2 separate regions of the Homo sapiens genome follow, and region 1 is linked to region 2. Evidence: read pairs that join two places in POLR2A ChIA-PET (ENCODE). Cell type or tissue: Caco-2. All regions are shown on one strand. Links, peaks and the distances in the headings refer to the core of each region. The heading gives the core; the rest is flanking DNA.

What was found. Peaks named below come from ENCODE experiments on the same cell type or tissue, not always from the same donor. Only the 100,000 strongest peaks of a DNase experiment are listed, where the experiment ranks them.
Region 1: POLR2A ChIA-PET joins it to region 2 with 5 read pairs; 2 of 35 experiments call an interaction of 5 or more read pairs at or near these places.

Annotation. Positions count from the first base shown.
Region 1 is chr5:80,884,655-80,900,137 of GRCh38, reverse strand. It overlaps LOC107986428 (a long non-coding RNA gene), which reads right to left and starts at 10,381. Exons shown (of 2, transcript XR_001742759.2): 1 at 10,160-10,381. In Caco-2, for the core only: no CTCF peak of the experiment used is centred there; a DNase peak (open chromatin) is centred at 10,037.
Region 2 is chr5:81,175,093-81,190,575 of GRCh38, reverse strand. It overlaps RASGRF2 (Ras protein specific guanine nucleotide releasing factor 2), which reads right to left. Exons shown (of 27, transcript NM_006909.3): 18 at 10,295-10,401. Among named protein-coding and RNA genes, the nearest start is that of CKMT2, 50 kb to the left of the region's middle. In Caco-2, for the core only: no CTCF peak of the experiment used is centred there; no DNase peak of the experiment used is centred there.

The sequences.
Region 1 (15,483 bases), core at 6,960-11,959, 290 kb after region 2:
CCTTCCTGGCTACAAGAAATACTCCACCAACCTTAATGTTATTGATATTAAGATTTTTGGCTATTACCATAACCCTACAAGGAATGCAAGAAGATATGGTGTATCTAAATTGGTGGGATGCTAAACGCCAGACAGTATACCCAGGAACAAAAGAGAAGCTCACGGTAGGCCATTGCCTACCAAGGGAAAACACAGAAAGTGGTGCCAGTGCCCACCTAAGGTCAGAGATGTCTGACACTCTAAGACTTGACCTAAAGGGATCCCCCTGGGGATCCAATGCCAAACCCAAGACTTCCCCTCGAGGATACCCCAGGTAGAAATTGTGGATGAACAAATAAGCCCTCCTGAGGATCTCTTTTCTCTTCCAGACCGCTATGGGAAGCACCCCATCTATTCCACCTGATTCCCCTCTTGGCTGCATCCTAAACCACTGGAGTCAATTTGACCCTGACAATCTGAAAAGGAAACGCTTGATTTTTCATTGTAATATTGCATGGCCCCAGTATCAGCTGGACAGTCAGGAATAACAGCCAGTCAATGGGTGCCTTAACTATGACACACTATTCTGCAATTAGACTTATTTTGCAAAAGACAGGGTAAATGGTCAGAAATACCATACACATTCAAGCTTTTACAGCTTTGTATCAGAATACTTCCATCTGTAAGTCTCCCAAGACTTGCCCTCAAATGGAGAGCCCCAAGACTGAGCCAGACATTGTGGATGATCCTCTCTCACAAGGGTCACTTGTCTCTCAGGGGGAACCACAGCCACCCCTATATAACCCCTTGTCAAATGCTCCAACCATGCAAGGCCACCCAGAGAAGGAAAAAACTTATATTCAGCCCCCAACATAACCGAAGTGGAACACCCTACTCAGCAGCTCCCCTGACACTACTGCCTCTTAGGGAAAGTAGCAGGAGCAGAAGGGCCACTTTGAGTGCAAGTCTCATTTGCCATAACTGATATTCAACAATGTAAAGAAAAACTGAAAAGATACTCTGACGACCCTGGCAAGTTTGTAGATGGGTTCCAGACCTTGGTTCTGGCCTTCAATTTATCAGGGAGAGGTATCCAATTTATTTTAGCATGCTGCTACACCCCTATGGAAAAGGAAAGCATTTTTGAAGCTGCCCACTGTGAGGCAGACAATACGTTTGCCTGAAATCCCCAGGGCAATCACCTGGGCCCAGACACAGTGCCCACCACTGACCCTAAATGGGATTATAATACCCCTGTGGAAATAAACAGGCAAGCAAAGTTTCTTGAGGCACTCCTTGGAGGGATGAAAAAGGGGATAACCAAGACCATAAATTATAAGGTCAGGGAAGTCACATAAGGGAAGGAGAAAAACCCAGCTATGTTTTATGGCAGGTTGGAAGAGGCCTTCAGAAAATATACAAATTTAGACCCTTCCTCTCCCAAGGGTATTGTGCTAATGGCACAGCATTTTATCAGCCAGTCCACTCTGGACATCAGGTGCAAGCTCCAAAAATTGCAATATGGGACCACTAATAACCAAAATCAGTTTCCTGATACTGCCTTTATGGTATATAACAATCGTGACCTGGAGGAGGGGAAAAAAGAACAGAGTAGAGAAAAAATGACACACCAAAATTATGGTAGCCATCACAGCCAACGCGCTAAGTGCCCAAAGAGCATTAAAGGGAAACCCAAAGGGCCATAAGGATGATGCCAACAAGGCTCTTGCTTCAAGTGCAAGAAAAATGGACATTGGGCAAAGGACTGCATTAAGCCGCTGCCATCAGTGTGAAAGCACCAGTCATGACCCCTGGCACTGGAGAACTGACTGCCCTGGCTCCCACCAAGGGGCTCAGTCAGTCAAGACTCTAGCAGTGCAAAAGAAGGAGCTAGATGAAGACTGAAGGGGCCTGGGACTTCCTCACTGCCCCTGTCCAGGCACATCATTATTACTACTGAGGAGCCCTGGGTAACTGTGGATGTGATGGGCAAACAAATTCAGTTTCTTTCTTTTTTTTTCTTTTTTTCTTTTTGAGACAGAGTCTAACTCTGTCACCCAGGCTGGAGTACAGTGGCATGATCTCAGCTCACTGTAACCTCCGCCTCCCAGGTTCAAGTGATTCTCCTGCCTCAGCCTCCCAAATAGCTGGGATTACAGGCATACACCACCATGCCTGGCTAATTTTTGTATTTTTAGTAGAGACGGGGTTTCACCATGTTGGTCAGGATGGTCTCAATCTCCTGACCTCCTGATCTGCCCGCCTTGGCCTCCCAAAGTGTTGAGATTACAGGTGTGAGCCACCACTCCTGGCCCAAATTCAGTTTCTTTTTAATACACGGCCAAGCTAGTTTGCCCTTACTGCTTATTCAGGAAAACCCTCAACTAGGACCATGACTATTATAGGAATGGAAGGGAAAAATAAAGTCAGGCATTTTATCTCTCCTTTAACCTGCCAATCTGAAAAACACATTTTCCCACAGGAGTTTCTAATAGTACCAAGCTGCCCAGTCCCCTTGAGAAGGGATATTATGGTTAAAATAGGGGCACTGCTACAATTTAAGTACCACCCATCAAGATTGCTAACGCTAAGTGATGCAGACAATGTTCCAGGCCATGTCAACAAACATGTCAACCACTAGCATGGTACACTGGGAGGCCTGGAAGAGCTAGAATGGCAGTGCTCCAAAATACAGCTTAAAGAATCCAGTCGTTTTCCCAACCAAAAACAATACCCAATTAAGCTGGAAGCACGAAAGGGCTTAGCATATGTAGTTAAGGAGTTGCTTGGCCAAGGACTCTAAAACCCTGAAATTCTCCCTACAATACCCCCATTTTACCTGTTTTAAAGCCTTCAGAACACAGTATAGTACAGGATCTCGGTGCAATTAATGAAGCCATGATACCTGTCCACCCATTAGTGGCAGATCCATATATTCTTTTCCGTTTTTTTTTTTGTTTGTTTGTTTGTTTGTTTTTTTTTTTTTGAGACAGGGTCTTGCTCTGTAGCCCAGGCTGGAGTGCAGTGGCACGAACTCGGCTCACTGCAAGCTCTGCTTGCTGGGTTCACGACATTCTCCTCCCTCAGCCTCCCAAGTAGCTGGGACTACAGGCACCTGCCACCACATCTGGCTAATTTTTTTTTTTGTATTTTTAGTAGAGACAGGGTTTCACCATGTTAGCCAGGATGGTCTCGATCTCCTGACCTCATGATCCACCCGCCTCGGTCTCCCAAAGTGCTGGGATTATAGGCGTGAGCCACTGTGCCCAGCCCCATATGTTCTTTTAACTCAAGGGCCGGGGAATGGTTCTCAGTCCTAGACTTAAAAGATGCTTTCTTTTCCATTCCTCTGGCCCTAGAATCTCAATACCTTTTTATTTTGAATGGGAAGATCCTAACGGCAGAGAACAATGACAATACAACTAGTTGGACAGTACTCCCTCAGGGCTTTTGGGATAGCCCCTATTTTATTTTATTTTTTGCCTGAGCCTTAGAAAGGGATCTAAGGGAGCTGGGCGCGGTGGCTCATGCCTGTAATCCCAGTACTTTGGGAGGCCAAGGAGGGCGGATCACCTGAATTCGAGAATTCGAGACCAGCCTGACCAAGATGGAGAAATCCCATCTCTACTAAAAATACAAAAAATTAGCCAGATATGGTAGCTCATGTCTGTAATCCCAGCTACTCGGGAGGCTGAGGCAGGAGAATCGCTTGAACCCAGGAGGCGGAGGTTGTGGTGAGCCGAGATCGTGCCACTGTACTCCAGCCTGGGAAGCAAGAGTAAAACTCAACCTCAAAAAAAAAAAAAAAAAAAAGAAAAGAAAAAGGGATCTGAGGGATCTGCAATTGGGAAACGGGAGTGTACTCCAGTATGCTGATGACCTTCTTGTGTGTAGTCCAACCTGGGACGCATCTGACCAAAATACTGTAAGAACCTTGAATTTACTGGCAGACATTTGAGAAACTTGAATTTACTTGAATACAAAGTGTCCAAAAAGAAGGTTCAATTCACCCTCCAACAGGTCCAGTATTTGGGGTATAGCTGTGGGAGTGCTAACCCAGAAATTGGGATCAGAACCCAGACCAACCACTTGCTTTTCAGAGAAATTGAATGGAGTGGTTTCAGGGTGGCCAACCTGCCTGTGGGCAGTAGTAGCAGCCACTGCTATTTTAGTGGAGAAAGCCACTAAAATCACCCTGAGTCAACCACTGGAAGTGTTAAGCCCACATCAGGTAAAGTCAGTCCTAGGAATAAAAGGATGTATCTGGATGACAGGAGAAAGGTTAACCAAATACCTGGCTATGGTCCTGGACAATCCAGAGGTTACCCTTAAACCTATAACACCCTGAAATATGGCTTCATTGCTTCCCAGAGGCCCAATAATTAATCATTCCTGCGAGCAGGTCATCACATACACATATGTCATCCGACATGATTTAAAAGATCAGCCCCTCCCAGATTCAGAGGATGACAGATTCATAGATTGCAGTAGCTTCATGTCAAATGCAGGGTGGGGTGGGGGTGGGGAATGCCAGGCTGGATATGCAGTATTAAATTACAATACCATTACTGATTTCCAGCTGCTGCCCCCAGGCATGTCAGCACAAAAAGCTGATAGAATTGCTCTTACTCAAACCCTGATATTAGGAAAAGGGGAAAAGGTTAACATCTATACAGATTTTAAATATGCATTTCTTGTGGTTCATGTTCATGCTGCAATTTGGAAAGAAAGAGGACTACTAACTAGTAAACATTCCCCCATAAAGCATGGGTCTGAAATTCTTCAACTATTGGAAGCGATACACTTGCCAAAAGTCATATCCATAATCCATTGTAAGGGGCATCAAAAGGACTTAACCCGTATAGCACACGGGAACAAAAAGACTAAGAAAGCCAACGCAGCAGCCCATGGGGTGCAGTCTCAACAAATCTTAGCACTGCCTCCATTTTTATGATTCCCAGTAGAATCTGAATACACATCACAGAAGAGTAGTTAATAAAAGAACGAGGGGGACAAAAACAAGGATCCTGGTGGCATACAGGATCAAAAGTATATATCTCCCTCAAACAGCCCAATGGAAAGTTATAAAAACCCTGCATGACTTTTTTTTTTTTTTTTTTTTTTGGACACAGTGTCTCGCTTTGTGACCCAGGCTGGAGTGCAGTGGCATGATCTTGGCTCACTGCAACCTGCCTCCTGGGTTCAAGCGATTCTCCTGCCTCAGCCTCCAGAGTAGCTGGGATTACAGGTGCAGACCACATGCCCGGCTAATTTTTTTTTTTATTTCTAGTAGAGATGAGGTTTCGCCATGTTGGCCAGGCTGGTCTTGAACTCCTGGCCTCAAGTGATGCACCCACCTAGGCCTCCCAAAGTGGCAAGATTACAGGCATAAGCCACAGTGCCCAGCCTAAACACCCTGCATGAATCTTTCTGTATGGGGGGAGATGCTACTCTGGCCATCATAAACAGGCTCTTTATTGGGCCTAACTTAGCTTTGGTGATTAAGCAGGTCTGTCAAGCCTGCTCACTGTGTGCATTCAACAACTCAGGAAACAAAATGCCTCCTCTAATGGAACCAGTCCAGAGAAGGTGAACTCATCCAGGCAATTGGACTTTCCCCATATGCCAGCCTGCAGAGGATGCAAGTTCTTGCTAGTGATACAGGATTTTCTGCTCCTTAGTTCAGCTAAAATCCAGGTTCTAGTCTCACATCTGGGAAAAATTAGGCACACAGACATTGAAGGGCGAGGAGGGCAGATTTATTAGGTGAAAAGAAAGCTCTCAGCAAAGAAAGAGGGGGTCCTGCCAACAGGCTCCCACCTCACAGACTGAATACCAGGCCACCACACAGGGGCTGAAGAGGCCAGGCTCCTCCTGAGAGAAGGTGTGAATTCCTGGTGCTCCACACCATTCTTACAGTGTGCAGGGGGGCCCTTAGTCTGAGCCACTCCACACTGACTTATTTCCCTTACTGTGCATGTATTAAGGGACAGAATTTTTCAACGTGGCCATGTTTAGGCAAGCTCCCTGTGCACAATGATCTGGGTGGCATTTGGCTGTCTCCTGTCTCTATCGTTAGTACTAATAGACACCTTTCCTGGCTGGGTTGAAGGTTACTTTACCAGAACAGAGAAGGCTAATGAAGTTATAAAGGTTCTCTTAAAGGAAATAATCCCTGGTTTGTGTAACCCCAAAGCCTCCAAAGTGATAACGGCCCATCTTTACTCAAGGGGTTGCTAAGGCTCTCGGAATCAAATACTATTTATATTCAGCACGGAGGCCTCAATCCTCTGGGAAAGAAGGGCTAATCAAACTCTGAAATGGGTGTTAGCTAAGCTATGCCAGGAAACATCAGAAACTTGGGTCAGCTTACTGCCCATAGCCCTCTTAAGAATCCACAACTTTTAGAGAGCAAAAATACATATGAGCTCATATGAGATGCTATATAGGAGGCCATTTTTAACTAATGATCTAATTACTGATCCAGAAATGGCTGGTTTAATACAGTACCTAGTTAACCTAGGACAATTTCAGCAGGCACTACAAAAGTTTGGAACTCAAAGGCTTCCCACATCAGGAACTAACCAGCAATTCAAGGTCAGGCCAGGAGATAAGGTAGTTGTTAAAACACGGAAAGAGGGGTCCCCCACTCAACAACTACAACCCAAATGGAAGGGACCTTTTTCAGTGGTGTTGGCTATGCCTTCTGCAGTCAAAGTACTAGCATTAGATAGTTGGATACCTCGTTCCAGGATCAAGTCTGCCATACCTGAAGTCCTGGACCTGGAACCTGAAGCTCCCATCACCACTACCCGAAGACCTGAAGTTCCTATTCAAAAGGACAAAATAACACTTAAGTGCTTTTGGCTCCCATAATGATTCGCCATGGCCTGTGTATACTGGACCGTATATACAGGGAATTAGCTTAATTTTTCAGTGGGGCTCACCCTACCCCTCCGGCAATTAGTGAATTCTGGTTATTTATTAAGAACATTAATTAAACACAAAGACTGTTAAATACCACCAGTCCACCTTTGGCAAAGCACTGTTGGCTTCGTCTATCTCCATCATCATCCAAATATGCTGCCATCCCAATCCCAACCCAATCTTGGGCCTCTGAAAAAATGACCTATCTCACCTGAACCATAAGGGAAGAATCCCCTTCAAATTAATGAACCTGGATGACTTATATGACTCCAAAGTTACAAAATTGACAAAGGTTACAATGACAGGATAAACAGTAAACCTTCTCCAGTCCTACCAAAGCAACCTTTCTGGGGTCACATCCCCTCAAAAACCCATTTGGGGCTCAATATCAATGCACACAGAACTAAGATTCCATGCGCCCTTTGTATTAAAAGAAGCAAAAATTTTGGTCAGGCCCTTTGTATTAAAAGAAGCAAAAATTTTGAAAAGTCATCAATGCAGCTATACCCTAGGTATTAACCCCTCACATGATCATGTAAGCTATGCAGTTACCCAGACTGCATCATTTAGGAAACCTGTACAGTTTTCAGGGAAACCACCCCTAGTTAAGGGTACTTTAAAGGATTCACAGTCTAAGTACTAAGTACTGTCTAAGTACTGTCAGGGTAGGCCCACCAGCTGTGTTCACATTTTCCCTTGGGAAGACTGTACTAACTCTGAGACATCTAGCTGCCTTTTAGTTCCCCATTATGAAAATACCTCTAGGTGGTTGTTGGTGGATACTAAGCATAACTACCTACACTGAGGGAAGAACAAAACCACTGGAGCAACTCAGGATACTTCCCAAGGCTCCTTCCAGCCTTTAATCGGGGCCACTTTAGCAAGGACTTTAACCACTTGGGAAAGTGAAAACAACAAGCTAACTCATACGTTCACCATAGAGAACAATTTTTGTCTTGAAAAACAAGAAGCCTTTTTCCCATGTGAGACTAGTTCCTACTTATGTTTACCAGCCAATTGGACTCGAATCTGTACACTTGTTTATTTAGCTCCAAGATCAATATGCCTCCCAATAACCAGTCTTTCATTATATCTATAACTGCAACCGCCAGGCACAAATGAACCATCCAACTCATGCCCCTTTTAGTATGAGGTTAGGAATAACTGCAGGAGTAGAAACAGGAGTTACCAGGCTTGCAACTTCCCTATCCTATTACCAATGCTGTCCAAGGATCTTTCAGACAGCCTGGAAAACATTGTCCAGAGCATTGTCACCATAGAAAATCAGATAGACTCCTTAGCAGTGGATGCTTTACAAAATAGAAGGGGACTGGATACCCTAACTGCTGAAAAAGGTGGCTTATGTCTTTCCGTAGAGGAAGAATGCTGATTTTATATCAACCAAATCAGGATTAGTAAGGGATTTTGGCTGACAATTAGCTGAGCAGGCCTCTGAAATACGACAACAGCTGTCCAAGTCATGGGGCTCCTGGTCAAGGGCACTAAGGTGGGCTTCATGGCTCCTTCCCCTGGCTGGCCCATTATTAATAATTATACTTGTACTGATTTTTGGACAATGTTTGTTAAATCTTTTAACCAGATTTACTTCTTCTTGCCTTGAGGCCATTAAGCTTCAAATGATCATGTAGCAGGACTTCCTGCCAGTTCCAGGTGACAATGCCAGCCCCGGTCATCAAGAAGTCATCCTGTCTCCACTAGACAGAACGGGGCGAGAGTTCCATGGTCCCCAATAGGTAGGGACTGCGCCCCAATCATCATGAAGCAGTTACAGAAGAAAGGCCGTCGATTCCTTTGTCTCCCATAAAGATTCATGGGAATCATGTCTCTTAGGAGGAAATGAAGCAGGAGAATAAGGTCTGGAAAGAGGGAGCCTAAGGCCAATCTGTGGCTGACTTCTTGAAATTGGACCAAAAGGAAAACCCCACCTCTCCATGCCCAAGGGACAAGGGGCCAGAGGTCCCTCCCTCTACATAACCTCCTCTCCCCTATGTCACAAATGGGAAATGCCTCTGAATGGTCACAGGACAAGCCTCCACTTCAGCCTCTGATTGGTCCAATCCTTCATTTGCATAGTGTATAACCTATCAGAGGCCTCTAAAGGGTACTTAGGGGTATAACCAAATTCTTTTAGTTAATAAAAACCCTAAAGAGCATTGCAGTTGGGGCCCTTGAGCCACTTGCTCCAGCTTGCTCCCACTCTGTGGAGTGTACTTTTGCTGCAGTAAATCTGTGCTTTCGTTGCTTCATTCTTTTGTTGCTTTGTGTTTTGTTCAATTTATCAAGAACCAGGACAACTTATAGTTAAGACCTTCCACGTGGTAACAATCTCCAGATACAGGATATTACCATCACCACAGAAGGCTGCCTTGTCCTTCACCAAAGGAGGTTTTCTAATGGGGTAAGTTGGTTTTGCTTCTTTTTACTCTGGGTATACGTGGAGTCATACATACATAGCCATACAGTATGTATGGTTATGTCCATTGGTCATGCCATTTTTATTTCCTCCTGTGTAGTTTCCTAACCAGGGAGAGAGGTCAAGAGATGAGCAGCAGAGGGAACCAGCTTGCTGTAGAGCAAAGATGACTAAATATAAATAAGTAAGACTGGACCTTTTAAATAAATGGCCAGGGAGCCACAGAACCTCACACTGTCCTCCAATTTGAAGAGCATGAGAAACCTGGGACTGTCCACTACTCTCCCCTTACACCAGACTAGACATACACTAGTGATGAAAGATGAAACAGGCCGGGCGCGGTGGCTCATGCCTGTAATCCCAGCACTTTGGGAGGCTGAGGTGGGCGGACCACAAGGTCAGGAGATCGAGACCATCCTGGCTAACACGGTGAAACCCCATCTCTACTAAAAAATACAAAAAATTAGCCAGGCGTCGTGGCAGCTGCCTGTAGTCCCAGCTACTCGGGAGGCTGAGGCAGGAGAATGGCGTGAACCCAGGAGGCGGGGCTTGCAGTGAGCCAAGATCGCACCACTGCACTCCAGCCTGGGCGACAGAGTGAGACTCTGTCTCAAAAAAAAAAAAAAAAAAAAAAAAAAAAAGAAACAGATAACAGTGATTGCATGCTTGGAGATAGCATACCTAAAGTGGGCTGGCTGATTTGCTGCTCAGCATCACTATTCTCTGCTGCTCCCTGCCTATCTCCGCTGAAAGTAACTGAATAACCACACAGATTACAAGGTAAAAGCATTAGGAAAAGGCAGGTGCATTAATACTTACTTTTACTACACTGGGCAAATATCAGTCTATGCAGAACTGTCCCCACTCAAAGATAAGGAAAATGATGGTATGCAACCTATGCAAAAATAATTTTTATAATTAAGGGCTATAACATGAAAAAGATAAATGCAGAATATACACTTGAAGCTCGGTGTGATGGCACACACCTATAATCCCCGCATTTCGGGAGGCTGAGGCAGGAGGGCTGTTTGAGCCCAGGAGTTTGAGACCAGCCTGGGCAACAAGGTGAAACCTTGACTCTACGAAAAATACAAAAACTAGCTGGGCATGGTGGTACACACCTGTAGTCTCAGCTTCTTGGGAAACTGAGGTGGGAGGACTGCCTGAGCCCAGGAGGTCAAGCCATGATTGCTCCACTGTACTCCAACCAGGGCAACAGAGGGAGACCCTATTTTGGAAAAAAAAAAAAAAGAAAATACATTTGAAGATTCCTCCTGAAAACTTTTAAAGTTTTAGAGAAAAAACATGGGCTGTGATATCTTAGGATCTGAAGAAAACAAATGGAAAGAGAAACGGAGAGCAATGGAGGATAAGAATAGCTGGGGTTACAGAGATAAAAGTTATTACTAAAAAGGTCCCATATAGAATTCAATAGCGTCAACATGTGGTAACAGTTTTTCTTTTCTTTTCTGAGACAGGGTCTCGCTCTGTAGCCCAGGCTGGAGTGCAGTGGCATGACCACGGCTGACTGCAGTCTTGACCTCCTGGGCTCAGGTGATGCTCCCACCTCAACCTCTGCAGTAGCTGGGACTACAGGCACACACCACCAAACCCAGCTAATTTTTTGTAGAAACGGAGTTTTGCAATTTGCCCAGGCTGGTCTTGAACTCCTGTGTGCAAGGGATCCACCACTTCAGCCTCCTAAAGTGCTGTTATTATAAGCATGAGCCACCATACCTGGCCTATAGTTTTCTAAAGAGGAGAACAGAAAAAAAAAATAATGCTCAAATACACAGTAGAAGAAAATTTTTCTGTATAAAAGGAAAGCTAGACTAAGTAGAATAAAAGGGCTGTGTTTTAGGGAAAATTAATAGAACTTACTCATTAATAAAACAAATTCTGGTTATAGTGTTGAACTTCAAGGATAGAGAATATCTATCCACCATAAGGAAATGTAATCCCCAAGAAAAATAAATCAGACTGACCTTACATTTCTCCTTAGCAACATTAGGTGCCAAAAAGCAATGATGCAAAGTTCACAAGGCTTGAATGAAACGAGACCCTAAAAAGCCAAGCTTCCATTCACACATACAAACCAAAGAAAGCCAGGCTCACATATGTGGGAATTCAGGAAATATAGCAACCATGAATCCTTTCTAAAAAATACTGAAGACATAATCCAGTTAAGTTGATGCATCACAATAAAGAACTCGCAGGAAAGTTTTGATATGGAAAAGCTAGAAATAAGCATCACTTCCAGTTAAACATAAACACAAAAATACGTGTAAGTATAGATACCAAATAGACTATAACTGTAATAAAGTTTTGAAGAAAAGCTAATGTTAAAATGAGAAAGAATAATTCAATCATAATGAACTTAGAAAAAAATCCAGAATACATCAACAAAACAGGAGCCAAAAGAGATAGGAGGAAATCAGTGTAAGAGAATTGGCAGCACATATTTTTCTGTAGTTTTATACACACATACACACACACACATACAGACACACACACCTGGGGTCTCACTCTGTTGCCCAGGCTATAGTGCAGTGGTGTGATCATGGCTCACTGTAGCCTTGACCTCCTGGTCTCAAGTGATCCTCCCACCTTAGCCTCCCCGGTAGCTGGGACTCAGGCATGCACCACCACACCCAGCTAATTTGTTTTTTTTTTTTGGTATTTTTAGTAGAGGCGAGTTTTCAGCATGTTGCCCAGGCTGGTCTTGAACTCCTGGGCTCAAGGGATCTGCCTCTCTGGGCCTCCCAAAGCTCTGAATTAAGCCGAGCATGATGGCTCACGCCTATAATCCCAGCACTTTGGGAGGCCGAGGTGGGCGGATCACTTGAAGTCAGGAGTTTGAGACCAGCTGGCCAATATGGTGAAACTCCACTTCTACTAAAAATACAAAAGTTAGCCAGGCATGATGGCGTGTGCCTGTAGTTCCAGCTACTTGGGAGGCTGAGGCAGGAGAATCACTTGAGCCTGAGACGCAGAGGTTGCAGTGAGCCAAGATTGTGCCACTGTACTCCAGCCTGGGTGACATAGCAAGACTCCATCCCGAACAACAACAACAACAACAACAACAACAACAACAAACATAAAAGCGCTGGGATTACAGGCACGAGCCACTGTACCCGGGCTGTAGTATTTAAGAAGAAAAACTGAAACATATGATTGTTTTCGGTTATAAAGACAATCCCAACAGAACTAATGGGATGATGGGCAAAACAAAAAGGGGCCATATAGAAAAACAGAAGAATAAAAACCTTCACAGAGATATGTAAGAAGAAAACTAATAGGGCCAGGCTCGGTGGCTCACACCTATAATCCCAGCACTTTGGGAGGCTGAGGCAGGCGGATCACTTGAGGTCAGGAGTTTGAGAATAGCCTAGCCAATATGGTGAAATCCTGTCTCTTCTAAAAATACAAAACATTAGCCGGGCGTGGTGGTGCATACCTGTAATCCCAGCTACTTGGGAGGCTGAGGCTGAGAATTGTTTGAGCCTGGGAGGTGGAGGTTGCAGTGAGCCAAGACCGTGCTACTATATTCCAGGATGGGCAACACAGTGAGACTCTGTCTCAAAAAAAAAAAAAAGAAAGAAAGAAAGAAAGAAAAATAATAGGATCCCAGAAGTATATCAGTTGTATCAGTTCATGTATAAAGGACAAGTTCACCTATTCAAAAAAAAAAAAAAAAAAAAAAGGGTCAGAGTTTCTAACTATCTGCTGTCTTCAAGAGACATAGTGAAGTCACTAGAACTAAAAAACAAACAAACACACAAAGAAACAAACAAAAAAAACCCAAACAGTACTGTTACAGATATACTGGGCAAATGCAAACCCAAATAAAGTAGGTCATCATGTTAATATCAGGCAAAGTTGAATGTAACGCAAGAGGCATTAAATGGAACAATGTGGGTTACAGTAGAATGATGAAGAGTGTAATCTATAATGAAGATATATAACTGGCATAAACCTTTATGTGGCAAATAAAGCATCAAAGTACATAAAACAAAAACTTCATAAATAAGGAAGTATCAGGTTTAATATGCTTCTTAGTTCTAGAAAAATTGAACAAATTTGAGGGAAAATTATATAGATAATCTGCAGAGTATAATTCATATGATTAAAATCATATAAAATAGGGTCTGGGCGTGGTGGCTCCTGCCTATAATCCCAGCACTTTGGGAAGCTGAGGTGGGAGGGTCATTTCTATCCAGGAGTTTGAGACCAGCCTGGGCAACATGGCGAGACACTCATCTCTACAAAACACCAAAAACTAGCTGCTCATGGTGGCATGTGCCTGTAGTCTCAGCTACTCCTACTCAGGAGGCTGAAGTAAGAGGATCGCTTCAGCCTGGCAGTCAAGGCTGCAGTGAGCCTGATTACACCACTGCAGTCATACTGGGTGACAGTGAGACTCTATCTCAAAATAAAATAAAATAAAATAAAATAAAATAGGACATAGAAAATGTGATTAATATAATCAATTGACATAGGATCTGATATAAGGGTCAATCAAATAATAAATATTTTAGGCTTTGCAGACCATATGGTCTCTGCTGTACGACTCAACTGTAGTGTAAAAGCAGCCACAGACACTATAGAAACAAATGGTCATAGCTGTAATCAAACTAAACATTATTTACTAAAATGGGCAGTGGGCCAGATTTGGTCCATAGGCTATAGTTTTCCCACCTCTGATCTAATGGTATAAAATTTTACATATACATGCATACAACTTTATATCCTGAGGACAGGAAATGCACCTTTTACTCAAGCACTCAGGGAACACTTAAAGAAATATAACAGGAGAATTTCTAAGATAGTCAAAATGGTATAGATGATATTTTCTGACCACAATGAAATAAAACTCAATAACAAAAGAGGAAACAAAATAACTTCTTTGACAGATATAACAGAGCAGCTCAATCAATAGGACTCTAACTCATTTGTCAGATTCCTTCCTGTGGACAAGAGCCAGAAGGCCAAAGTCTGCATTTTTCCCATTCCCTTGAGACTAAGGTTCTGTAAGGGCCTGCCTTTCACCAAAGACACATATCTATGAGAGACTTGGAAGCAGAATTGAATTTTGTAAGGGAAGACCATGGCTGCTCAGGCAGGTATCATCTGGGAGTTTGGTTTTTCTGCAACAGTTGCAGTGGAGTGTTTTGGTGTCTAGTCATTATCTTTGTGAGCAGCAAAGGAGAGGTGGTAGCAATGAACTTTTTACTGGCACAGTACAGTGGGTCATTGATCCTGACCATACTGCTTCTCATAAAATATCTAGGCTTGATCCTCTAGCTCATTCAGAAACTCTGAAAGCTAAATAGACCCCATAATAAATTCCTGTCTTCATAAACTGGGGAGTATGTTCTGTTGTCTGTAACTAAGAACTTGTTCAAAACAACCCCAACCACTTGAAGGTTTTACAACTGTCTAAATCTTTGTAACTCTTTTAAAGGTACTAAGTGGCAGGGCCAGCACTAGAAGTGCTGTTTGTACTGAGCCATGAAGCCTCAGTTGAATGTATATCATATGCTGTGTCACTCATATTTCAACCAATGATCAGATGAGTCACAGTCCGATGAGTATCTTTGGAGCCTAAAGAAAGGCTGGTTAGTGCTCTCTTTGCATATCCTCACTTTGGGTGGAAATCATGACCTAAGGGGAAGAATTTTTCTTTCCTCCAAATACAGTGAAAGATAGATGTCATAAAAAATTATGGCCCTTCTGGTTCCCCTTTAGATCCTCTTCCTAGTAAAGTGAAACTCAGTGACTAAAATACACACACACACACACACACACACACACACACACCCCTAAGACAACCCACTGAATTCAAGTTAATCCTTTCTACCCCAAAGCTATAAGTTGCTCAGCAAGTTCAGAGTCATTGGGAAGCCAGAGGAAAGGCATTTCAGAGAAACAAACATCATAGGTTTGGGACAATAAGAAAAGATAGAGGAGTGGGAAGTAGCATGTGAGAGGGTGATGGGTACAGGCAGGTGCAAAAGACACCACGTACGAAGTTATAAATTGTTCACTAAGAGAGAAGGGAGAAACAGCATCAGCAAATACAGAAAGAAGTGAAGGACACACTGGGCTGCTAGGACCTTTCAATCATCAATTTACAAGGCCAT
Region 2 (15,483 bases), core at 5,227-10,226:
CTTATCAGATAATAGTTTCTTACATTTCATATTTTCCAGAGAGATATGACAAATAATTCATTTGTGCATTATAACTTCACACAGATAATTTTGCCAATTTTACAAATGTGGAAACTAGCAAGCTAACAATGGAATCCAAACTAGTGTGCAAGTTTCCAGGTTTCTCTCCTCATCTGAGACCTTTTTGACCCAGGAACCTCTGAAGAACTGAAGTGAAATGTGACGCCTAAGGCATCTGTTCTGAGGGGAGAAGGAGAGGGCAGCGGTCAGTAAAAGATTACAGCAGGACCCAGCACTGCCGTAAAGATAAGGGTCAGCCTATGTGTCCAGGAAATCAGAAGGGGCCAAAAGGAACTGAAGTTGCTGGCCTATTTAAATTAAACGGAGCATTCTCTATTTCATTTGGGCGGCTGTCATGGGGAATCTGTTTGTGAACAAACACTGGTGTGTGCCTGGTGGATGTTTGGGATCTCTTAGCTGAGATACGCAGAGGCTGACAGTGTCGACAGCTAGAAGTGAATGGGTGCTGATAAATAATAAAAGGGTGAGACTGACATAAAAGTGTGTCGGGCGTAGTGGCTCACGCCTGTAATCCCAGCACTTTGGAAAGTTGAGGCGGGTGGATCACAAGGTCAGGAGTTCGAGACCAGCCTCGTCAATATGGTGAAACCCCGTTTCCACTAAAAATACAAAAAAATTAGCTTGGTGTGGTGGCGCATGCCTGTAATCCCAGCTACTTGGGAGGCTGAGGCAGGAGAATTGCTTGAACCTGGGAGGTGTAGGTTGCAGTGAGCCAAGATTGCACCACTGAACTCCAGCATGGAGACAGAGCGAGACTCTGTCTCTGAAAAAAAAAAAAAAAAAGTATATAGGCCATCGATTATCCTCTGACATGGTGATTGTATAAAATTATCTGTGGCTAGGCACAGTGGCTCATGCCCGTAATCCCAGCACTTTGGGAGGCGGAGGTGGAAGGATCACTTGAGGCAAGGGGTAGGTCAAGGCTATAGTGAGCTACGATCGCACCACTGCCCCCCAGCCTGGGTGACAGAACAAGACCCCATCTCTTAAAAAAAAAAAAAAGAAACACACACAGAAACAACAAAAAAAACATAAAACACCATTTGCAAGGCTGAAGCAGCAGACAACTCATTAGTCATTTAAAAACATCTCATAGCTGCTAGCATTTCACATTGAGACCAAATTTTATCTTCTTATTCCTGGTATCCCCATCAGTCCTACCAGCTGGGGACATGCCCAGGAGCCTCGTGGCACTCTGTGGTGCCTGAGCAGTGGGCAGCATCTCACCCACTTGTCAAGGTGGGATATCTGGGGTCTTGAGGCTTCAAGAACAGCGGGGGTTTCCTGGCCCTTCACCGCGGGCAGCTCTGACTGTACTTCCTGCAGGCAGGTGGCCTGGGGAGGCTGGCCGGGGCGTCTGCTGTCACCATCTCAGCCTGGGAGGTGCAGTGGTTGTCAGCAGGGGCACAGCACTCCTCCCTGCACCAGCCTTTAGCAAGTACAAATCCTTTGAGCAACACAAAATAGACTCAGGGTCAAAAGTAACTTTCCTAAGGAAAGATTGAGAAACAGGGAAAGCATTGGCAGTGTTGACATGTGCTATTCTCACTGTCCTGAGTCAGAAGCGGGTTTTTATGTTTCACATTTTGAGCGGTCTGCATCTCAACAGTTGGCCTGCAAGATGGAGAGGCTGCAAGATTGGGGGTTCCCGGCAAAAACTGTGCAGCCAGACGGCGGGGACTGAAACCTGCTGCTGCCATTTGCTATCGGTGGAACCTCAGGGAAATGGTTCAGTCTGAGCTTCCATTTCCCCATCTGTAAAGCAGTGGTAATAACAACATCGACCTCCTCTCCCTCAAACGAGTGGAGTCACAGTAAGTGACTTAATATTTGAAAACAACTTGAAACAGTGTCTGATATAAAGTAAGTGATACAGTATTTTTTTTTAAATTGGGTTTCTGTCATTCAGAATCCATCTTCACAGAGGAAGCTACCTACCTTCATTCTAAGAATCAGGTTCTCAAGTCACCCATAAAAGACCATGTGCCCCATATCATAACTAAACCGATACCAAACTTCAGGCTGCTCCTAGATGACTTCTATGCAATTCAATGGTTCGTCCTCCTTGCTCAGAGTCCTAGTGACACACTTCTGCACTGGAAGTCTCATCCAGCCATGGTGAAGGCTTAGGGAAAGGGGCTTTTAAAGTCTTGAACTTCTTCAGGAAGTGGGGACAAAAGCCCTATTCACAGCAGAGAGGCATCTTTCTCCTATAAAGATCTCAAAGGTCAGGCCCCCATATGCTGAGATTGCCTTGCAAATGGAAGAGAAGATCCGCTCTTTAAGGGGCAGAGACCAGGCCAGGAGTGTGACAGAAAAGTACCCTGTGGCCAACTGACACGAGCCCGGATGGATGAGGAGGGCAGGGCTGGAAGCAGGCCAGGAGCCGTCAGGAGAGGTGACAGCAGCAGGCCAGGAACGTCAGGAGAGGTGACAGCAGCTGCCTGCTCAATAGCTGGTTGTTTCTTTCACTTTTCATTCTCCTGCCCACACCGAAAATTCTGTGCTGTGTTTGTCCTAGCCCAACCTCCATTTCAGATTTGGAACAATGAACAAGAACAATGAACAAACCTGAACTCAGTGCTCTAATTCAACACTGAATTTTGTGTTTCACTAGGCAATGCCAAATAGTCAACAAAAAAATTTAGAAGCCGCCCCTGTCATCTGTCAAAATAAGAAACGGAAGAGATGAACTATGTCCACTCACATTCTGGGAAAATCTGATCCCTGAGACCTTGAGCACACTAAGTAGAGGCCATCACACCGTCACACACTTTTCCACCTTAATAAGTCAGAGGGCATGTCCCCACTTTACCTCAGATCTGGGACTGCAGCCCCAAAACCTAAATTCTGTGGAGCAGACGGATGCTCATTGGTTGGTTCCTTTACTGGGAAAGAGCCATGGTCTTCTCTGAGATAACAGTGACTCTGAGGTTACATAAAGGTTTTGTTTTCCTCTCCACAAACCTAATATAGGTGTGCCCCCTTCAGCAGGCTTATTGCTGGAGCCATCGTGGAGACCACCCGGTCGGGTTCTTGTTTCAGAGGAATGAGGCACTGTGGGAGACTGGAAGGAATTTTGACAGCTGGGTCTGTTTCCCTATGGTACCTTTGAGTGGTCTAGAACTGTGCTGTTTATACTGTAACCATTAGTCACGTGGGACTATTAACATTTAATTCCATTCAATAACATTAAAACTCCAGCTTTTTAGCCATGCTAGCTACATTCCAAGTGATCAATTAGCTGCATGTGGCTAGAGGCTACTGTACTGGGCACCATGACATAGAACATTTCCACCATCACAGCAAGTTTACCTGGGCGATGCTGACTAAACCCCTTTGAGACTTAGGTGGTTCACTGGTCAAACGGGGGTAACAGCATTTGGCCTGCTTGAAGGTCTGGGTTTGGACCAGATGCCGCTTTCACAAGGTTATCTCTATCAAGAGCAGCATCTGCAGTGCTTTGAGCCTCCATCTGTAATGGCTACTCTGTATGTTTTAACTCACATAATCCTCACCCTCCCACAGAGGAAAAAGTGGCATTAATCCCCATTTTTACAGATGAAGAAATGGAGGCCTGGAGGAGCTAAATAGTTTGCTCAGACACAGCCAGTAAATGCCAGAGCAGGGATTTCCATCAAGATCACCCTAACTTCACACCTCCAACAGGATTCGAAGTACCCCCAGCTCTGAGATCTCTGCTACAAAGACACATGAGGACTGAATTTAACTCCTACTGTGATTTTTGGAGACGTAAAAATTCTCACCTCAGCTGCTATGAGTGACTAGAGTGTGGTTGTGAGATCCGCTAATTCCTGTCTTCTACCTCAGACTATATTTATTTGTTAATTGTGTTATGACAGTGTTAGGGAACATATATTTTAATGAAAGAGTGAAAAGGACTCTGTTTTGTGTGTGTGCGCGTGTGTGTGTCTGTGTTTATAGGATAGAGTATATATAAAACCCTCTTATAATGGGAAAAGGGTGCATATATGTAAAACATACCATAAGCAATGCTAAATGTAAAAGAACAAATTGAGAGAAACGAATATCATTTGACAGATAAAGGATTTTGTCCTGAATATATAAAAAGCTCATAATGTCAATGGGAACAATACTAAAACTAATAGAGCATGGGGTAACAGGAAGAGGGGCAGAGACTTGGAGGCCCCTCTCAGGTGCTGGAAATGTCCCAGATCTTGACCTGGGTGGCAGTTACATGGGCGTATACAGAGGCAGAAAGTCACTGACCTACACACTGAAGTTTATTGCCCTTTATATGCGGTATGTGATATTTCAATAAAAATGCCAAAAAGCATGTTAACTGAAATGTAAACTCAAGTTATTCATTATTAGCTAAAAATGTGTCTCTTTGTTCACCATAAAATGAATGTAAGAGAACTGGAGTGAGTTAGAAATATAACAGCTGAGCTATTTTGATAGATTTTGTGAAATTGCTCTCCCAAGGGACCCTAGACTCCCTGTATCATAAGTAATAACGGAATCATCAAATGGCATTACTGCTTCTTGCCAGTCCCAGTAAACCAGTTGATAGCCTATCCTTCCCCACCTGACATGGAGTTCTGGGCAGGCACCAATGTCTTTCAGTACTTTTTGCTTATAAGAATGGTGTCATTTCAACAGTCAAAATGTCCAGTTCAGTATATTCTTCAAAACTTCAGTCCAGCCTCCCTCTAGCCCTGGCGTGGGCTGCTTCCATCCTAGTGGCCTGCACAGGAGGCCCTTTCTGCTGTCTCCACCACCTCTCTACTAGCTGGCTATTGCTTCTGATCCTGTACCTCAGGTCCAGGGGAAAGCAATAATTTAGTATGATAGTGTAAGGGGAGCCCAGCCCTGGCTCTCTCTAGATGTGGCAGGTGGGCAGTGGCCAGCTTTTCCTGTGTGGGGCACTTTGGTGAGATTTTGGAGACCTCTCTGTGGGAGACTTATGGCCAGCTCCCCTGACCCTGGCAATGTCTGTCCTCCTGTGAGTCATTTTCAACTCCCCCAGGCCCTGGGCTGCCAGTGGTCTTTTTCACCCAGCGTCTGTCTACGCGTCACCCCTCCAGGCCGTCCTCTTGGGCAGGATGCAGGGCCATCCAGATTGGACTCCCCATGGACCCATCTGGTTCACTCAAACACATATGAATACAGCTCACTCCTAGCATCCACCACTCTTCACTTTGCCCAGCCAGCACCTTTCACCTTAACACGGAGGCTAGCTGGATGGTTTCCTTGAAGCATTTCCCATGTGGCTAGAAGTGAAAAGGAGGCATCTCCCCACCTTCCCCATAGTGGTAGGGAACTTACACAGATGCCTCTCTCTGGAAATCTCCCTCTCCTTGACCTCTCCTACCTCAACTTCCCACAGGTGGGTGATCACAATTGCTAGCAGGATTGATTTCACGAGCTCTTAGCTGGTCTTGCTTAGGTGGCCGAGCCACTCCATTAAGGCCATGCAGGCTGTTGCTGCTACCTATTTTACCTGCCCCTGTGCCTTTGGTCCTCTGCCTGAACGTCAGAAACAATCTGAAGAATTCGATTTAACAGCCGGCCACACACATAATTACGTTAAGTCCAGTGGCTGTTAGTGGGCATTTTCCCAATGGCTGGAAGCCCCTTGAGGTCAGAGACTGCCTGGATCTTGGTCACTCCCACACCTACCCCAATGTCTGGAACATTCTGGTGCCCAATTCTTATTAGTGAATGAATCAAGGAGGTGAGAAAACAGAAAAAGGAGTAGCAGTGTTCCTCTGTAAACTCCTTTGGGGAGGAGATTTTTATGTAGGTAGGTCATTTTTGTCTGATCTCATGTTTTAAAAACATGCCCCTAAGCCTCCAATTAAGAAAATATGTGACTGTTTCATTCTCGGCCACTTGTCATTCAGACAGTACCCAGAGCCTGATGGCGCCAGTGGTAATCTGCAGACACAGCTGCAGCCCTTTTACCAGCGTCATTCATGGTCTGTGAAATTCCTCGAATAAATGGACAGAGCATCTCTTCAGAATTGGTTGGTCAATACGGTAATTGAGGAAAACAAAAATTGCTATAGATCATACGTGAAAGGCCTTCGACAGAGTCTTGTGCACAGATCTGAAATGTCTATAGCCAGCCCCCATCCATCTGTCTGCGCGCAGAGGACAAAAGCAATCACGGGAACATGTGGTTAATAGCACTACAGGTCTGAAACCTGCAGGGACCTGGGAATTGTGTAAACGATATGTAAGGCCTCCCAGCAGGAGATGCTCAAGAAGCATGTAGACCTCTAATGAAAACACTTCCTTTACTTAGACTGTCTAAACACATGGCCCTGATTTCTGATCCATTAGTGATCATAGTCTCTGTCTGGGCTGACTTTGGAAACTTTAAAGGCTAGAAAATGACCTCCAGGAGAGAATGAACAGTGGAAACATTAAACTATAAACTCAATTTGACAAGTATTTACTGGGCATCTGCCATGTGTTCAGCATTGCAGAACTATGTGAAAGGAGATGCAAAGATGAATGAGACAAGCAAGGAGCTTACAGGCTGGTTGTAGGGTGATGAAATGTGCATCTCTCCTGTCCATAGCCAAAAGGGATTTCATCACACACATCAATATCATGCTTTATGCTTAATTCAGCATCATCTTTAACTTCATCACATCCTTGGGAGAGGTAAAGCAGGGATGGTTGTTCTCATTTTCAGAAGAGGAAACTAACACCCGAAGAGGTGGAGAGACCAGCTTGGGGCCCCACAGGAGCTACAGTTGGCAGAGCTGGAGTAAGAACACTGGTCCCCTGACTCTGGGCTGCTGTTCCCTCTGCTGATTGATAGACAAGGCACATGAGAGAAACCCAGTTTGGGCCTGTGGCTTCACTTTCAACTTAAAAGGCAACAAATAGTGAGAAGGTATAACAAAATCAGGAGCAATAGGCCAGAATGTATTCACATAGGAAGATTTTTAGAACCCCCTAAAAATGGAACATCCTAGCCTCCCCAAATATTAACTAAAGAAAAAACTAGAAGGCTCCAGAAGATGAAATGCTATCCTAGCACCACATGGGGTAGAGTTAGGAGGTGACATCCTGGGGCATTCTTATTTCTCTGGAGAACCAACCCCTAACCCCACACTTCTGCAACTTTTTAATTCTCCTGAATAAAGCTCAAGGTAGTATCTGCCAATGTTAGTTACCTTTGATGAGAAGTGAGAAATAATTAGATGATGTCGAACACTCTGTGGCAGCCTTGATTCTCTAGATCTGTGGGTAAATCTACATCTTGATTGATGTGGATCTACAGCTTTTCTGTTTCTAGAAATCGAAGTGGCCTCCCTGGGTAGTTCACCATGTGAGAAAAAATGTAACTGTTACCATGCTTGGCTGTAGTTTTGAGATGAGTACAACTTCCTACTCATTTTTTAAAAGCTACTGATTCAAAATAATCAGGTTGCCACAATAATGCTATATTCTTCCTTAAATGGACTCAACTAGTACAAAGTGAATCAGATAATTAAAAATCATCGTATCCAAGCCCTTCGCTTTATGATGTGAAAACCAAAAACAATAAGGGTGAGGGTTGGTTGACAGCTGGATTATAGCACACGTTTTCAGACCAGCAGTCCCATCTATAGCTATATGCTGCCTTGGGAGAGTAAAGACCTGCAGATAAACTTGGATAAAGATACCAAGATGGGCTGTTACTCTGAAAGCACCATAACAGTCAGCTTGCTTAGGCTCTGTGAAGCCAGGGCCACCTTCACATCTTCTGAATGAAATGGCCCAGGCTAGGCCCACAGTTGGTGAGAGGAGGCAGTATGCACACAATGAGGCCCGAAGACTGTGTGAGCTGAGAGCAGCTCTGTCTATTCGAACCATTTACCAATCCATCACCAAGAGCCTGCCTTGACTTGCTCAAACCACCCATTGTGGAGGCCAAATGATTACTGGGCAGCCATAAGTGAGTCAGTAAAAGGAAGAAAGGGAATCTGGACACTAAAGCCAGCAAAAAAGAAAAAAAATGCCCTAAAGCAATTCCCATTAAGTGGAAATTTCACAGAAATGTCCTGCACACGGTCGTGTACTCATACAGAGAGGATGAGGAAGGTGACAGGAGATTCACATGACAAGGTTGCACCAGGGCATTGATAACCAGCCATAGAGCCCTGAGGCCCACTCATGCATGCAGGGGAGGTAAGGAAAGACCTTATGGGAAGAACTTCCTTGGGCACATCAGTGAACGAAATAGCCAGGGTCTGTATTTTACCCAATGGTGAGGTCAGAAGAGAAGACTGGATCCCTGAGCTATTTACATCACTCACCTATGCCCCTGCTGGAGGGAGAGTCTGAGGAGCTGGGATCCCTCTAACTGGAATTGGAGATGGACAAGCTTGCTCATGTATAAGCACAGCTGCAGTCACTCAGGTCGCAACGCAGCTGAACCGTCTAAACAATTCAGCTGCCAAATCAGGTGGCAAACCTTACTGTAAAACTCTTTATTGTAAAGGGCTTCCATACACTAATCTCTCCCCATCTATGAATTTTTTCACCAAAAATAAAAAACTCCCAGCATTCTGTCATTTGCTTTGTGGTACTTTTGTAGCTACTGTAAAAATTATATGTGAATTGGGAGGGATTCCTGTTTGAGATAATTAGAAAAAGAGGGCACTGGGGATTGAGAAAAGGGAAGTAAGGTGAATAGGGGAACCAAGGCTGGAGGGCTCTGGGGAGAAGATTTGGAAGGGAGGAGGGGAGCTGAGGCCAGGGGAGAGAACCAGCTCAGCCTTATCTAAGATGCAAAGCTACTTTGCATCTTAGAAGCCACTGTGGGCCCCAGGAATTAACTGTCAAGATTCTTGAGAAAAAATCAGAGAGGAATAAGATGGACCATCAGACAGTGGAAAAACTGTAAATGCTAAAACTCATTATAGTGTTTTATCTGCAGTGAGGCAAAATGGATTTACCAGCAGCTCACTGAGACTACAGGGAAAAGAGACTAGACATTTCTCATGCACTAAGGATGGTTCTTGGAATTTGAATCATAGAGGATTAAATTTTTTCTATTTATTTAAGATGTGTAAGATGGAATGTTTACATTATTTAGTATGCTATCTTTATTACTTTAATTAATATTTAAGAACTTCTATGGGCTTACTTGTGGTGAGGCTTAAATGCCACTTTTCCTAATTAGTAAATTCCCTTACCACAGGGGTTTCAGGAGCCTGCCCTCATGGTGACCCTATTGAACAGACTGTCACTACCGAGGACCACGCAGCAGACATGTGATGGGCTCTGTGAATATAGTGGCAGAAACTGCAATTACTTTGGCACCAACCTAATAATAAAGACCTGGGAATACCTACCCATGGGAGTGCCATTTATAACACACGATTCTCATTAGCAGACTGACAATTTGATTATATTTCTTTTAATATATGCTGCACATGTTCTGCTCTGAGCCAGGCAGGGCCCATTCTCTCTCTCAAATGCTCCTTGCAGGGTGCCAGGCAGGTGGGTGTCCAGGAGGGCCTGCCTGGTATGTGGCAGTGGGTAAGAAAAGCATTATGCATGCATCACATCAGGGGGGCAAAGTGGCACCTGACTTGTTTTGTGAAAGGGGAATAAATTCTACAAACGTGCACTGAAAACACATAAACAGATAACAAGTGGGTGTCCTGTCAGTGTAACACAATTTAAAAACAGCATTGGGACCCAAAACATCAACGGGCATGAGACAAAATATCTCCAGAATCAGGCCCAGAAAGCACTCCCTGACCAGATCCCAGAGTGTTATTTACCTCCAGGGGGGACCGTGAGGTTTGTGTCTAGCTGGGTGGGGGGCGGGGATACCACTGCAGTTGGCAGCCTCTCAAGCATAGCTCCACTTACAGAGAAGACCCTGTGAAAAGTGCTCCCAGGGTAGGTGGCACAGCACAGAGGCCTTGTTGTGGCTCAGGTGCCCATGGGTGAGTGCTGTTTCCTCAGAAGCTGCAGGGACAGAGGAGCCCCGTTTCACTGTGTCACGTCATTTGCAGATCTGAAACAGTGGATGTTGGCAAGACACTTGTGTCTGCTTTGATCTGTATGCCTAGCCTATTTCTTCCCTTCCTAAGTTCCAGTGTCAAGGTTTCACATTGAACTCCAAAGAGTAGGGAGGTGTTTTACATGTGTCACAACTTAAAAAGATGATTTTTTAAAAAATCCTTGCAAGTAATTAATGAGGGCACTGACTTACCTGTGCGTGCTTTGAGACCCAGTGACGGAGGACGTTCAGAACTCGATTGGTAGCCGTTCTCCGTATAATAAACTCTTTATCACATGTTCTCTCGGTGTTGTTAAAGCCTTAGGAGAAAAAGAAACACACACGTGTTGCAGTTAAAGCCACTCCCTAGGGACCTGGAAAAGGTCATATATTTTAGGACATTGGTTAACGAAACTCACAGATGACACTTCTTGGCAGAGAGGTGCGCGTGGCTTCAGACTATTGTGAATTCCGCTCACCTATTACTCTCTCAGCAGCAAGGCCCTCGTGCGGTTACAGGTGCAATTAAATAAATAATGCACACATATTTATTGAAGACCACTGATTAAAGCTAAAGCTGCTCTCCTGACACCTCCATTTATGCCTGTCTTACTCTATAATACAAAGCCAAGAAGGAATCTTAACCAAGTATTTGAGTCAGCATTAATTTATACTTTTGCCTCGCAGTAACTGCACAACCGATAACATTTTCAATATCTGTAGATGAATTAGGCCATATCTTGGCTTATGGATGATTCAAACACTTTACTGTGCATCCCTGTACTGAGAAGCAGTACAGCATCACGGCTAAGAATGTGTATTTAAAAAATACTACAAGAGTAGATTTTAAATGTTTTCACCACACACACACAAATAGTAAATATGCCAGGTGATAGATCTGTTAGTTCGGTTTGATCATTCCACGACATAAACCTATATCAAAGCATCACATTGTACCCCATAAGAATATAATATCTACAATCATTATTTGTCAATTAAAAAGGAAATTTACAAAAACCCCATGGATTCCACAACCAGAGTGCCTGCTCTTAAATCACTGTTCTCCCACCCTGGCAAGTTAGGTTGCCTCTCTGGTGACCGGTTTCCCACATTCCTCATGAGATAATAAGCGTACCTACCTCATAAAGTTGTTGTGGGATTAAGACTTTTAATACATGCTAAACATTTAAAATGGCACTTGCACAGCAGTGAGACTGTAATAAATGTTAGCTACGATTACAAATCAATCTTGATTCACTGTCTTTGAGTCTTCTCTGTGCTGGCTAATGTCTCTATCTTGGCTACCTTTTCATTATCAAGAAACCATTTTAATATTTTTCCACTGACACACTGTTTTAAAAGATTCTGCCTTCCAATCACAATGAAATCACATTTCCTTTAAACATCAATTAAAGCCTTACATAACTTCAGTGGCAAACCTCTTGAAAGAGTTGTCTAGGCTGGGCACGGTGGCTCATGCCTGTAATCCCAGCACTTTGAGAGGCCAAGGCGGTGGATCATGAGGTCAGGAGATCCAGACCATCCCGGCTAACATGGTGAAACCCCGTCTCTATTAAAAATACAAAAAATTAGCCAGGCGTGGTGGCGGGCGCCTGTAGTCCCAGCCTCTCGGGAGGCTGAGGCAGGAGAATGGCGTGAACCCGGGGGGCGGAGCTTGCAGTGAGCCAAGACGGCGCCACTGCACTCCAGCATGGGCGACAGAGCGAGACTCCGTCTCAAAAAAAAAAAAGTTGTCTATACTCACTGATTCAACTTCCTCACTTCCTGTTCTCTCTACATCCTACTCGAAGCTTCTTATCCCATCTCAGCGACAAAACAGCTCCCATTTAAGGTCCTACCAATAACCTTCATGTCCCTATATCCAGGGGACAGGCTATAATCGCTCCCTAGGAAATCTCGTCTAGGCCTACCACTTAAATGATTACCTACAAGCAAATTAGTCATATATTTATATCTCCAGATCTCTTCTCTGAGTTCCAGATCCATATACGCAATATCCAATTGTCTCTTTCTATTTTCCTGTTATATGTTTCAAACACACTTCAAACTTGATGTGTCCAAAAAATAAATAAATAAATAACCAATGGCCTTTACACCAAACTTTGTCTTCTTCTAGTGTTCCCTAGCTCAGTAAAGAAATACCACCCTCCCTCCAGTTATGTAAACCTGAAACTTTGGAATTATTCCTGTCCTATCTTTATGCTGTTTCCTAATAATTTTATCTGCTATATAAATCTCAAATCTGTCCCATGTCTTCCCATCTACAAAACCAAAACTGGGGCTGAGCTACCAGCAACTCTGTCTACTGTAATAGCCTCTGGTCTCCTGTAACAGCCTCCCAGCTGGTCTCTACTGTCACTCTTGCCTCCTCAAATTTGTTTTCCTCTCTGAAGTCAGAAAGATCTTTAGGATTTTAGAAAGAAAATTAGGATGTGTTGTTCCAGTGCTTAAAGCTCTTTAGATGGCTCTTAGGATAAATACAAAACTCCTGAACACAAACTACAAGGTCTTTGGTGGTTTAGCCCTAGCTCCTCTCAGTCTTTTCTGAAACCATATTTTTCTCTCCTTCTTCCATTTCACCACACTTCTTTTTAGTCATTCATCCTTACCCCAGGGCCTTTGCACATACTGCTACATATCTGAAACAATTATCACTCCTCTTTTCACTTAGTGAAAGCCACTTTTGTTTCCAATTTCACTTCTCCAAATGAGCGCTTTCCAGCCTGAATTGGACAAAGCCCCCATTACATATCTCACGGCACCACACACATCTACTTTATGGTACTTAGCACATTTGAAATTGTACACTTATTGATGTGATTATCAGATTAATATTTGTGTCATCCATGAAGACAGGGATCTAGTATGATCTTACTGGGCACAAGCACCTGTCTGGCACATAGCAGAAGCTGTATACAATATACATTTGCAGAAAAATGAAAGCCTACATAGTATGAACTTACTAAGTTGTATTGCATGATATATGACTGTAAGGATAACTGAGTGAATGACTGAAAGAATAATTCTCGGAGCTAACGAGTGAGTTAAGAGAAAAAAAAAAATCTCTAAGTTTCTAAAGGCCAGAGGCCCCTTCTCCTTACTCCTCTTCGAATGTAGACAGGCATCTTCCACCCACCAGTGGACATTTTAATTCTGTCAGAGGATGGTGATGATGTGTTCTTGGCAGAGTAAGTATCTTGGAAAAAAAATCTTTTGTTATTAAAAACAGAAATTCTGAGTAAAATATAACAAATATCCTTCTAAATGCATAGCTGAGTTCTCAAGAAAGTAAGGAATTTTCCATGGTCAAACACACAGAGGGATCTGAAAAGCAGAACCAAGTCTCTGAACTGATGCTGGCTGTGCTGAGGGGAGGGAAGGCTATCAGTAGCATGGTGTTGGGATTGTAACATCCACATGGTTCAGGAGAAGAAGCCCCAGGACCTTCATGAAGTGGGAATGGGGAGATGGGAACTGAGACGCCCACATAAACCTGGAACTCTCAAAGGACCACCCCTCCATAAAAGAACGTAACAGGGAAAAAATTTATCCTACCTGCAAAAGGAGACTACTAAGAAACTTGTCTGCCTCTGCCTCAGTGGGGTTGTGGGAGAGGGTGGAAACATTCTCCTCAAGAAGAGATAATCACAGCCCACTTCCTGCAGGCCAGAGGCTCAGGTTGAATCACTATTGTATGGTATACCCATCTAATGAGAAGTTAAAATAAAAAGTGGCCTAGGCCAATGATGACCCTGAGGACCCCAACAAAAGCACATGCAAAACCTCTGCCGAGGAACACATACCTCAGCCTGCACTGGGATCACCATGGAGAAAGCCCTTGAAGAAGAGCTCACAATCCAAAATTATAAAACGCACAAACCGTCCACATGTGCAATGATCAGTAGGCACAGGGATCAGGAACCTGATGCTCCCCACCCCACCCCTCCATCATCACCGCCAAGAATTTCAGATATGAGAACTATTAGATAGCTCTAATTTAAACATACAGTATGTATTCCACATGTGAGATATTAATACAATAGATTCTCCCGGATTATGGAGAATTGGGTTATGCTGCGCATGTCAAAGATGTCTAAAGCCCCCCAAATATTTGCTATTTTCTTTTCCAGAAAATGGTACAAGGACTTCTTGGGGGTGGATCTATGATTTTAGGAGAGAATGGCTTCCACATGATTACTGCCACCAATTAGCAGTGTAGTCCATATTTAAATTAAAATATATTGTCCAAGGAGCTCCCCATTTAGGTGGTGGTTTGCAGCAGACACTCTGGCAAGTTGTAGAAAATTGTTCACATAGCTTTAAAGACTGTGAAAAGTGGTGAGATGGGCATGTCTGATTGGAAGCATGTTGGCATGGACCTCGATGTCTATGTCATAGCAAGAATGCACGATCAGCTTCACACATGACAGCACAGTTAAAACAATCACAGCTAATGAGTATACAGCACCCCCTTTTACAAAAAATGATCAAACTGCTACAGGCATGTCTCTTGGAGAGATGACATCTGGTTTGGGGCATTTCTAAATTGTCCCAAGGGCATTTGGGACAAATTAGGAATTAAGAATGCCATTTCAGTGATGCATCATTTTTCATTTCATACAAATGGGACGTAATCTGTCCAACAGCATCAATGTTATCAATGTGCTTTGCTTTGCCCAGTAGATATTTTTCTTTTTCCTTTTTTTTTTTTTTTTTTTGAGACGGAGTTTCGCTCTAGTTGCCCAAGCTGGAGTGCAATGGCACAATCTCGGCTCACTGCAACCTCCACCTCCCAGTTCAAGTGATTCTCCTGCCTCAGCCTCCTGAGTAGCTGGGATTACAGGCAGGCGCCACCATGCCCAGCTAATTTTTTTGCATTTTTAGTAGAGACGGGGTTTCTCCATGTTGGTCAGGCTGGTCTCGAACTCCCAACCTCAGGTGATCTGCCCACCTCAGCCTCCCAAAGTGCTGAGATTACAGGCATGAGCCACTGCGCCCAGCCCCAGTAGATATTTTTCTAAAGAACTGTAGGCAAGATAAAAGCATGTAACTGGTTTGTATACTACCGTGCACTTGGATTACAACTGGATTTCTACTCTTTGGTTGCTGTTATGGAAAGATCATTAAGATTTATTGCTGCTTTGTGCCAGGTGCTTTGCTATGAGCTTTACAAGTGGTCTATAACTTAACCCTCACAACCAAGGCAATAATAACAATTGCCATTCATCACATGCCCACCAAGTGCTAAATATAGTACCATAAGTAATGCGGCTTCTTCAACATAAGAGCAACTGCATAGGTTAAACATTGTTATCCCAATTTGCAAGCAAAGAAACAGGAAACCAAAGAGGCTAAGAAACTTGGCAAAGGTCACAGAACTA